2 separate regions of the Homo sapiens genome follow, and region 1 is linked to region 2. The links are chromatin loops, found by intact Hi-C in ENCODE. Cell type or tissue: CD4-positive, alpha-beta T cell. All regions are shown on one strand. Links, peaks and the distances in the headings refer to the core of each region. The heading gives the core; the rest is flanking DNA.

Evidence for each region. Peaks named below come from ENCODE experiments on the same cell type or tissue, not always from the same donor. Only the 100,000 strongest peaks of a DNase experiment are listed, where the experiment ranks them.
Region 1: a loop joins it to region 2, with 8 times the contacts of the local background. A loop is called at or near these places in 21 of 110 quality-filtered maps.

The regions. Positions count from the first base shown.
Region 1 is chr9:90,752,747-90,758,127 of GRCh38, forward strand. No RefSeq gene overlaps it. Among named protein-coding and RNA genes, the nearest start is that of SYK, 46 kb to the right of the region's middle. RefSeq lists an enhancer at 3,464-3,523. In CD4-positive, alpha-beta T cell, for the core only: no CTCF peak of the experiment used is centred there; a DNase peak (open chromatin) is centred at 3,185.
Region 2 is chr9:89,591,757-89,597,137 of GRCh38, forward strand. No RefSeq gene overlaps it. Among named protein-coding and RNA genes, the nearest start is that of GADD45G, 11 kb to the right of the region's middle. In CD4-positive, alpha-beta T cell, for the core only: CTCF peaks have their summits at 2,289 (motif pointing right) and 2,489; a DNase peak (open chromatin) is centred at 2,275; H3K27me3 peaks cover 496 bases.

The sequences.
Region 1 (5,381 bases), core at 312-5,311, 1.2 Mb after region 2:
ATCATCCTTAGGTTTTCTGACATCATTTATTCATAAAAGTACATGCACACTCAAATATGGGAGCTGTGTTTCCACATTAATTTAATATATAACTCTTGGCCAAGTGCCATGGCTCACACCTGTAATCCCAGCACTTTGGGTGGCCGAGGCCGACGGATCACCTGAGGTCAGGAGTTCCAGACCAGCCTGGCCGACGTGGTGAAACCCCATCTCTAGTGAAAATAAAAAAAAAAATTAGCCAGGCGTGGTGGCGGGTAACCCTAGCTGCTCAGGAGGCCGAAGCAGGAGAATCCCTTAGAACCTGGAAGGCAGAGATTGTACACCCTGTGGTATGATTTTGGATATCCTAGGGAGACATTGCTCCTGACATCAGAGTGGGCGTACACCCTGTGATATTGTCTGTAATATCGTAGAAAGATGTTGCTCCTAATATCACAGTGGCTGCACACCCTGTGATACTAATTGTAATATCCTACAGAGATATCATTCCTAATAATACAGTGGGTGTACACCCTGTGATATTGTTCCTAATATCCAGGGAAGGAGAGGATGACATTATGCCCAATATCACTGGGGGTGTACCGCCTCCCGCGGGGATATTGTTCTTAATATCTGGAGGTGGAGAGAATGATGTTACTCCCAATATCACAGGGGGTGTACACTACCCCTGTTTGTAAACACCCCCTGTGATATTGGTCCAAATGGCCTGTGAAAGAATAAATATGACTCCCATTATCGCGGGGGGTGTTCAGCCCTGATGATATTGTTTTCTAACATCCAGGGAAAGAGAGTATGCTATTACTCCCAATATCGCAGGGGTCGTACACCCTTCTGTGTTTTTGTGCCCAATATCCAGGAAAGTAGAGGATGATATTACTCCCAATATCGAAGTAATTGTACAGCACCCCTGTGATATTCTTCCTCATATCCAGAAAGGGAAAGAATGATATTACTCCCAACAGCATAGGAAATGTATACCCGCGCTGTGATATCTTTCCCAATACCCAGTTGGGGAGAGGATCATATTACTTCCAATGTCGCAGGGTGTGTACACCCACTCTGTGATCTTGTTGCAAACATCCAGGTTTGGGGAGGATGACATTACTCCCAATATCGCAGGGGAAGTACACTCCCCCATGACCTTGTTAGTCATTTCCTGGGTGGAGAGGATGATATTACTCCCAATATCGCAGGGGGTGTACACACCCCTGTGAAAATCATCCTAATATCCAGAGGGAGAGAGGATGATATTACTCCCAGTACCGCAGGGGGTTTACACAGCCCTGTGATACTCTTCCTAATATCCACAGGAAGAGAGGATGATATTACTCCCAGTACCGCAGGGGGTGTACACAACCCTGTGACATTGTTCCTAATATCCAGAGCGAAAGAGGATGATATGACTCTCAATATCGCAGGGGGTGTACACCCCTCCTGTCCTATTGTTCTGAATACCCTGGGAGGGAGAGGATAAGGTTACTTTGAATATGGCAGGGAATGTACACCCTCCCCCTCTGATACCCTTCCTAATGTCCAGGGGAAGAGAGGAAAATTTTACTCCCAATATCGCAGAGGCAGTACACCCCACCTGTGATGTTGTTCCCAATATGCAAGGGGAGAGAGGATGATATTACTCCCAATATTGCAAGGCTGTTCACATCCCCAGTGACATTTTTCCTAATATCTAGGGGAGAGACAATTATATGACAGCAAAGGTCACAGGGTCTGTACATCCTGATATGGTTCCTAATATCCAGGGGGGAAGAGGATGATATCAAATATGAAAGGGGGTGTACACCACCCACCCCTATGATATTGTTCTTAATATTCATGAGGGGAGACGATGATATTCCTCCAAATATCACAGGGGTTGTTGACACCCCCCTGTGATATTGTTTCTGATATCCGGGCGGGAGAAAATCATATTACTTCCAATATTGCAGGTGGTGTATACCCCACCTGAAATATGGCATCGAATATCCAAAGAGGGAGAGGATGGTATTAATACCAATATCGAAGTGTGTGTACACACCCCTTGTGATATGGTTTTTAATATCCAGTGGGTGGGAGGATGATATTAGTCCCAACATCCCAGAGGGTGTACACTACCCCTGTGATATTGTCTCTAACTTCCAGAGGGGAGAGGATGATATCACTCCCAATATCTCAGAAGTTGTACATCCCCCGTGATATTGTTTGTCATATCCAGGGAGGCACAGGATGACATTCCATTGAATTTCGCGACAGGCGTACATGCACAGTGTGATATTGTTCCTAATATCCAAGAAGGGAGAGGATGATATTACTCCCAATAAAGCAGTGGGTGTACATGACCCCTGTGTTATTGTCTCTAATATCCGGGGCCAGGGGAGCGGGGGAGAGGATAACATTCCCTCAAATTTAGCAGGTGGTTTGACGCCCCTTGTGGTGTTGTTTTAAATATCCAGCGGGGAAGACAATAGTACTATTTTTGATACTCCGATTCATCCGCTCCACCTTTCTGGAACTCTGAGGCTGGGAGGCGGCACGCAGTTTCCGTGTGATCCCCAATACCTTTGCCGTCTTCTGTACCAAGGCAGCCAAAAACGCAGGCTTGTTATCTGAGCTGATCCGTAAGGACAGTCGAAATCTAGGAATCAGATCTCGAAGGAGCACAGGGTTTACTTCACCAGCTTTCTCAGTTTGTGTTTGATAGGCCTCCACCCACCCAGAGTAGGTACGCCCAAGAACTAGTAAATACTTGGTACCTCCACACTTTGGCATCTCTGTGAAGTCTACCTGGAGATCTTCAAAGGGGACTGCTCCATAAGCTTGTATGCCGGGCGGAACGGCTGGACCTTGCCTCGCATTATGCTCTCGGCAGGTAACTCACCGCTGCCTCAGCATTTTGGCAAGGGCTGACAAATGTGAGATGTAGAAATACCGGCCTAACAACTTTTCCAGTGACTCCTGACCTACATGGGTGGTTTCTTGCACAGCCAGTACAACTGCAGCTCCTAGCAACTGTGGCACAGCTATTCTCACATCTGGTAACTGAATCCATCCTCCCTCCATCACTTGTCCTTCCCTCTACCTGGAGAAAGTCCTTTTCTTCTTTAGAAGAAGTAGGTCCAAGATCAGGTGCTTGAGGGAGCACTGATGCCCAGAAGGGGGCAAATGCTGCTTCTTCGAGCCTCTGAGTCAGCGAGGGAATTCCCCAAACCCAGCAAGGTGGAAGCTCGCTGGTGTCCTCTGCAATGCATGACTGCCACCTTGTGGGGTTTCCATACTGCTTTTAATAATTGCAAGATTTCTTGTTGATATTTTCTGTCTTTTCCCCCAGAGTTCAATAGGCCCTTTTCTTTCTATCATGCTCCATGCACTTGAAGGGTTAAAAGACATACCAAGAATCAGTGTAAATGTTTACAGTCTCACCTTCACTGAGTTCTAAGGCCCGAGTGAAAGCAATGAGTTCCGCTTTCTGGGCTGAAGTGGCCTGGGGCAACAATCTGGCTTCAACAACAGTGTCCAGGGTTACCACTGCATACCCTGCATCTCTCTCTCCTTGGGGGTTGAAGAAGCTGCTCCCATCCACATATAGTTCCCAGTCTACTGATGTGCAAGGCTGGTCCCGGAGGTCAGGTGTGCTAGAGTCAACTGAGTCCAACACTTCTACACAATCAGGCTGGACAGGGCTCTCTGGTACCGGGAGCAAGGTGGCAGGGTGTAGGGTGTTACAAACTTCAATAGTTATATAGGGATTTTCACAGAGCAAAGTTTGGTGCTTGATGAGTCTGGCATTCGTTAGCGAATGATGTCCTTTAGTATTCATTAAAGTCACCACAGCATGGGGGGCCTTTATGTTCAGGTTTTGCCCAAGAGTCAGCTTATTAGCTTCTTGTACTAGCAGGGCAGTTGCTGCCAAGGCCCTCAAACAGGGGGACCATCCTTTAGAAACCCCATCTAGTTGTTTAGAGAGGTAGGCCACTGGCCTCAGCCAGGGCCCCACAGTTTGGGTTAAAAGTCCAGCTGCCATCTTTTCTCTCTCTGACACATACAATGGAAGAGGCTTTGTCAGATCGGGTAGCCCCAAGGCTGGGGCTGCCAGAAGGTTTTCCTTTAACTCATGAAAGACTTCCTGTTGTTGGGATCCCCATTCCAAAAGTTCCCAGTCCCTGCCCCCTTTGTGACCTCATACAAAGGCTTGGCTAATACTGCAAAGTTTGGGATCCACAGTCTACAAAACCCCACAGCTCCTAAGAATTCTCTCACTTGCCTTCTGCCCTGAGGCTCTGGTAGGTTGCAAATGACCTGCTTTCTTTCTGATCCAGGGCTGCATTCCGACCCCTCTCGGATAGTAAATCCCAAGTAAGGTACCTGCCGTCCGCAGATCTGAGCTTTCTTCTTGGACACCTAATACCCATAGTCCTCCAGGTGCCTGTGTAGGGCATCTGTTCCCTTGGCGCACCCGACCGCCGTGGGGTGTCTTAACCTACTGGAGCAACACACAGCCTAGGTCTCTGGTGGGAAACTCTGGAGGTCTCAAGCCAATGCCTCCCTGAAGATGGTGGGGAGTTCTTGAACCCTTGGGGAAGTCCAGTCCAAGTGTACTGAGTAGTGACACCTGACTCCGGATCTTCCCACTGAAAGGCAAACAGCTTCTGCCTCTCAGGGGCTAATCTGATAGGAAAGAAAGCATCTTTCAGGTCCAAGCAGGTGAACCAGCTGTCCTCAGCTGGCAGCAACCCCAACAATGTGGATGGGTTAGGTACTGTTGGACGTAAAGTCAGTGTAGCTTGATTAAGCAAGTGCAAATCCTGTACCGGCCGGTAGTCCTTGGTCCGTGGCTTGGGAACAGGCAGGAGGGGAGTGTTCCATGGAGACTGACAAGGAACAATAATTCCAAAAGTTCTTAGGTGCTTGAGATGGACCTGGATACCTTGAAGAGCTTCTCTGGGGACCAGGGCCTGTTTTTGCCTAACCGGCTGGGCCCCAGTCTTAACTGGCCAATCCCGGAGGGTTGTCTTCCACCCGTACTCTTGGCCACCGCTTAGCCAGAGCTGGTCTTCTCTCTTGGCCCAGCTCAGTTAAGAAAAGTCTCCATTCCTCCTCTCGGGGGACCATAAGGGTCATAATGACTCCTGTTCCGGGTAACTTTAGCAGCAAAGAGCCATGCTCTGTCAAAGAGATAGTGGCTCTCAGCTTGCTGAGCAAGTCCCTTCCCAAAAAGGGCAAGGGACAGTCAGGCATGTACCAAAACTGATGAATGACTTTATGTCCTCCTACAGTGCAAGTCCGAGGCAAGCAGAAAGCCTGCTTTGCTGAAACCCCCGTGGCTCCGATGACGTCAATAGTTGTTTCGGATAAGGGGGCGACCGGGGCGGTTACTAGCGAATGTTCAG
Region 2 (5,381 bases), core at 185-5,184:
TGGGGACCTGGTATCCAGACACCTGGCTGCACAACCCCTTGTCGCCCACTCCAGCAAGGCTAGGGTTGCAACTAGTGGCTCTAGGAAAGCTCCTCTAATGTTCCGTTTTCTCTTTTTTTGTTGTTTTTGGAGAACTCTCTCCTTCTCCAATCACAGTTATGAGGTCCTTTCTCTGGGAGCCATCCTGGGTGGCCTTGTTTCTTTGCCTCCATGGCACCCTATAGGTCTCCCGTCTGGCCCTGTGTGTCTGTCCCCTATAGGGCCCTGGTCAGTTGTGCAGCAGGCCCAGCACATGGCAGCGTGGGTGCATGCTTGCTGGTTCACATTTGTTCCTTAAGCTCTTCTTCCTCCTTCGAGACCCTGCCTGTACACCTTCTCCCTACATCCTCCTCCAGGCTGCCCACTTGGAATTCACCTCTTCCTTCTCTGGGTCCCACACCCCCCGGTTGAGCTCTGCTCTCTGTTCTCATTCTGGGGGATGCCTATGCTAATGTCATCCTTCCACTGTCCCACGCTTGCCAAGAGACATGGAGACTGCTTCCAAGCCCGGCATGGCGGCCCCGATGCTCCATGTGCGTGACAGTGTTCAGAGTCAAGGATTGAGGACCCCACCCTGCTCTATGACAGAAGGCAGACAATCACCAAATCATAAAAGTGTGGCAACAGGATGATAATAGGTATATGTGAGAGTCTTGGAAACTGGGAGAGGCAGTCTTCCTGCTGGAGTGTGGAAGGAGGGGGCGTCAGGCAGAGAAGCTTCACTGCTCAGGCAGCAGTGGCGTTGGGTCATGAAAGAATAGAATTGCACCCAGGGTGAAGTGGGGCAGGGTTCAGGTGTCATAGCTAGTGTCCTGTTACCCCACTGCAGTGGGCCTCCGACTAGAGCCTGCAGAGTTTGCTGTAATACAGATCGCTGGGTCCCAGGGTTCAGGTGGTCGAGTGGGGCTAAGAATGTGCATTTCTAGGGAGCTCCCAGGTGAGGGGACCATATTTTGAGAACAACTGCTCTATGTGAACCGAACCCCGATGCAGTGCTAGGGCTGGGAGCTACTTGAGAGCTGTGTCCCCAACTGTGTTCCATAGCATCCTCCTTTTATGGTCCCCAACAAAGAGTTTTGTGGTCAAATGTTTGATATCTGTGGCATGCCCAAACCTCGCTCTTGGAGATTCAAGGCATACTTGGATATAATGGAAGCCTTGGTAAGTCCTTCGGTAATGAATTAGACATCTTTCAATCCAGCATTTTCCAGATCTATTTAAAAATGAAACACTCTTTGGCTTCATCCCTTCTGCCCTGGAGTGGGGCTCTACCAGGCATCAGTCTGAGAAGCTGCTCCAGGACTGCATCTGTCCCCCGCCCCCTTGTGGTTTTTGGAGTCTGCAGGCAAGACCAGCCTTCCTCACTCTTGCATTCCCTATGAGACCCGACGAGGTCACATTCCAGGCTTTGTGAGCTTGTGTTTACATGAGCTGTGGGCTGTCCCTCACCCAATGCCTTAGGCATCTTCCAGACTCTTCCCTACTCCCTTCTGTGGCTTTGTCTCTGGGGCTCTGCAGCACTCCTGTCAGGGGTACACATGAAGAGGGAGAATGTCTAATGTCCGGCAAGGTTGGGAGATGCCCCAGCAGACTATGGGCTTCCTGAGGTCAGAACCCAGTCCACTGCTCGATCCTCAGCCCCAGCTCACTGTCTTGCACACAGTAGGCGCTCAACTAATGCTTGTGGCAGAGGTTGAACTGCATTGACTCGGCCTGTCCTTCTTTCCCACAAATACATGAGAGCTGGCCCTTAGTGAAAACCAGCGAGGACTGCTCAGGGGCACACAATGCTCCTGGGATGTGTGCAGAGTTTAGCTGGGGCAGACGCGCTCAGAAATTGAGTCTTCCAGGAGCCCAGTACTCTTACATCTTGGAAGCAGGGGAGAGCTGTAATCTTGGAAGCTGTGAGCTTGGGAGGGGCCGAGGCCACGCAGGGGCCGCAATTCAGTGAACATTGAACTTTTTCGGAGGCTGGCTCTCAGCAGGCTCCTGGACTCATGGATCTCTGCAGACTCCCTGGGCTTCTGGGTTATGAGGGGCGGGTCTCAGATGAGACTGCGCTCTGGAGGGCAAATGTGTCTCTGTACTGCCGAGCCAGCGGGGCGTGGAGCAGAGTAATAGCCAGCTCCTGAACCTGGACATATTGTGCTGTGAGGGCTGGCGTGGCCGAGGTCTCCCTCCAGGCTGACATGCTCTGCATTGCTACAGCGGCACACAAACATCACCAGCAGGGGGAGTAGCTCACCGGACTGGTCTTTTGCCCTGGAGGGGATGGAGGTTGGCAGGTGGAGCATCAATGTTTCCCTCTAGGGTGGCTTTGGAGGGAGGAGAGGCTTCTGCTTGAGGCCTTGGGTCTTGCCTGCTGTCCAGAGCCTGTGTCCAGAGTGACTGACCACTTCTTCCCTGCCAGAGTTTGTGGGTGAAATGATGAGGTCCAGGCGTGTTGTTGGTAAAGTGCTCAGTGCAAAGTGCTGGGTGAAAAATTCAGTTTACATTTCAAGAAATCCCTAGGTGATGTGACCTCTTTCTGCAGAATTTTGAGAAGAGGCTTCATTTGGGATAGTCTACGTAGACTAATAGTTAGGGAATTGGCACCTTTGGCCATGTCTGTGTAAGAGTGGCCTGCTAAGCGGTGTCCTAACAATGCTGGGACCACTTTTACCAGCTCTGGTACCCTTTCTGTCACCAGTTGCTGGAATGAGCAGTACCCATCAGGGAGAGCAGTAGGTCTCTCTGCATTGCTCCATATTAGTTATAAAGGGAGATGTCCATATACATTTTCTGACATAAACGGAGTGAGGAATTCTTGTCACATTGCATATTCACGACATATGTTGGAGAAAATATTCTACCTCCTTCCCTGCTAGAATTCATTCCGTTTACCCACTCTCTTATTTAGAGACTGCCTGGCACCAGCTGAGAGCCTGACACAGTGCTGGTGTGGCCAGGTCCACCCCCGCCATGGCCCAGCAGGTCCCTCTCCTTGCCGCATCCACCTCTTTCCATCTTTCCTCCTTCCCTTTCCTGGGTCTGGCCTGTCATTTGCCAGTGGTCCCCAGACCCTTGAAGCAGGGATCTTTGTCTCTTTGTACAGAGGGGATTCATTCCCAGCTGGAATGAGGCAGACACTGTCCTTGCTCATCCAGCCCCCTTCTCATGGGCACAGTGTAAGAGGCTGATCCAAGGCTCTGTAAGCAACTCAAAGACCTGGCAGGACATCCTTGTGATGAAGGTTGTTACCACCACTGTACAGGAGAGGAAAGAGGCAGGAAGCACCTGGGTGATCCAAGACTCTCCCCTTAGGGCATATTGGCCCTAGGTGGCCTGGTGGTGGCCTCCTGGTAGGCGCTGAAGGGTGGGGCAGGGAGTTGCTCAAAGCCAGGGGCCAGCAGGAGCAGAGGCGAGCTGGAAAATAGCAGAGATGGATGGAGCTGGGCAAAGGAGAGGATGGGGGAGCTGCATGGGTCCATGACACCTGCTCTGACAGGGTTGCCATCCTCTTCCTCATTGAACTTAGTGCCTGTTGCATCCTAGAGCAAGGCAGGGGCCGGGACGCACATACCTCCATGAGGAGGGTGAGTCTCTCCAGGTTACTTAAATCAATTATCCTGGGGAAGTGCAAGAGCGGTGGGATCCAGCCTGAGAAGACAAGGGGAAGGCTGGGTGGAGCCGTCTGGTTCAACCACCCTGAGCTGGGTCATCTGTCATGGAAACCGAGAGTGAATAGAGCAGCCCACTGTCCTCTCGGCCATGAACTATTTCTTACAGTAGACTCTTCAGTAAAATGGAAATGCACCATCCAGGTTCTCTTCTGGGCTGTTTTTTAAAAAATTAATATTACGGTTTAATGTGGATTCAGGGGAACTAGTAAACATTTCCCATCTATTCAAAATATCAGGGAAGGATGTGAATATATATGCTCAACAGCTCCTGATAAGCGAAAGAGCCTGGGTTTGCTGCTGAGTTTTCTCCAGTGCTAACTGAGCACATACACTAGTGACCACAGACACCCTGCTCTGATGACCTCCGACATCCTCCTGCAAAACACACTCACTGATTCCAAAGGGCAGAATAGCGACTTTAGGCTGGAGAAACCTGGCAGACACCATCTTGGTCAAATGATCATCATCCCATGGCAATCAATAACCAGAGGACACCCCATGACAATCAAGAACCAGAAGACAAATCAAAGCACATGATCCTGATATGACACACCAAGAAGGACACAGCATCACCACTGTGATGGTCCAGTTAATGGTTTATCACCTGAATTGAATCAGGAGGAAACAGCAGATAAGCTAGCCAAACCCCAGCAGTGTGCGGGGTGGAGGTGGAGAGGAGTCTGTAACATAACAGGCCTGAAATATTAAAAAGATATCAATGCCATGAAATGTTACTGTCACAAAGCAAAACTCAGGAATGGTTTTGGATTCAGGGAGATGACAGAGATGTGACTACTGAATGGACCTGTGATCCTGGACTTTCTTTTGCTACAGAGGACATCACTGAAACAACTGACAAAAATCTCAGTATGGTTTGTAGATTAGGTAATTATATCAATATTAATTTCCTGAATTTCATCATTTTACTACAGTTGATAGATTTAGGATAATATTCTTGTTTTTAGGCAATACACATTGAAGCATTTAATGGAAAAGAGGCAACATGTCTGTATCTTACCCTCAACTGGTTCGGAAAATAATATATATACTTGAAGGAGAGAGACAAAGCTGAAACAAATATAGTAAAATGGGGGAATCTGGGTGAAAGGTACATGGGAATACTTTGTTTTACTATTTCTATAATTTTCCTATGTTTGAAACTTTATCAAAATTAAAAAATTTAAAAATACCTCCAAAATACAGAGGCTTAAGACAGAAGATTGTGTCTTGTCTACTGAACACAACAGTGTGGAGTGTACAGGCTAGCAAGGAGGCTCGGCTCCACACAGCCATGCAGGACCCCAGACCCCTTCCCTTGTGACTGCATAATTGAGTCACAACAGCAAGGAGGAGAAGGAAGCTAGTTGGCCAGCTACAAACTTCTGTTTGAGCAAGGAATGTAGAGGAACTGGGGCCCAAGACCACCCCATGCAGCAAGGGAGACTGGGAATGCAGTCTCTGGCTGGGAGTCCCTGTGCAAAGTCAAAACGCCATTACTGTGGATCATCAGAGAGCAGACCCGAGGGCTCGTGAGCAGTCTGCCCCCTCACCGGTTCTCAGATTCAGAGGTAATCTGAAGAGTGGCCATGACCGTGATAAGCCTCAAGGTTCTGCAACTAGTCTATATTTCTCACATCTGCCCTTGCCTGACAGCGGCTTCCTGTGGGGGCCTCACACCAT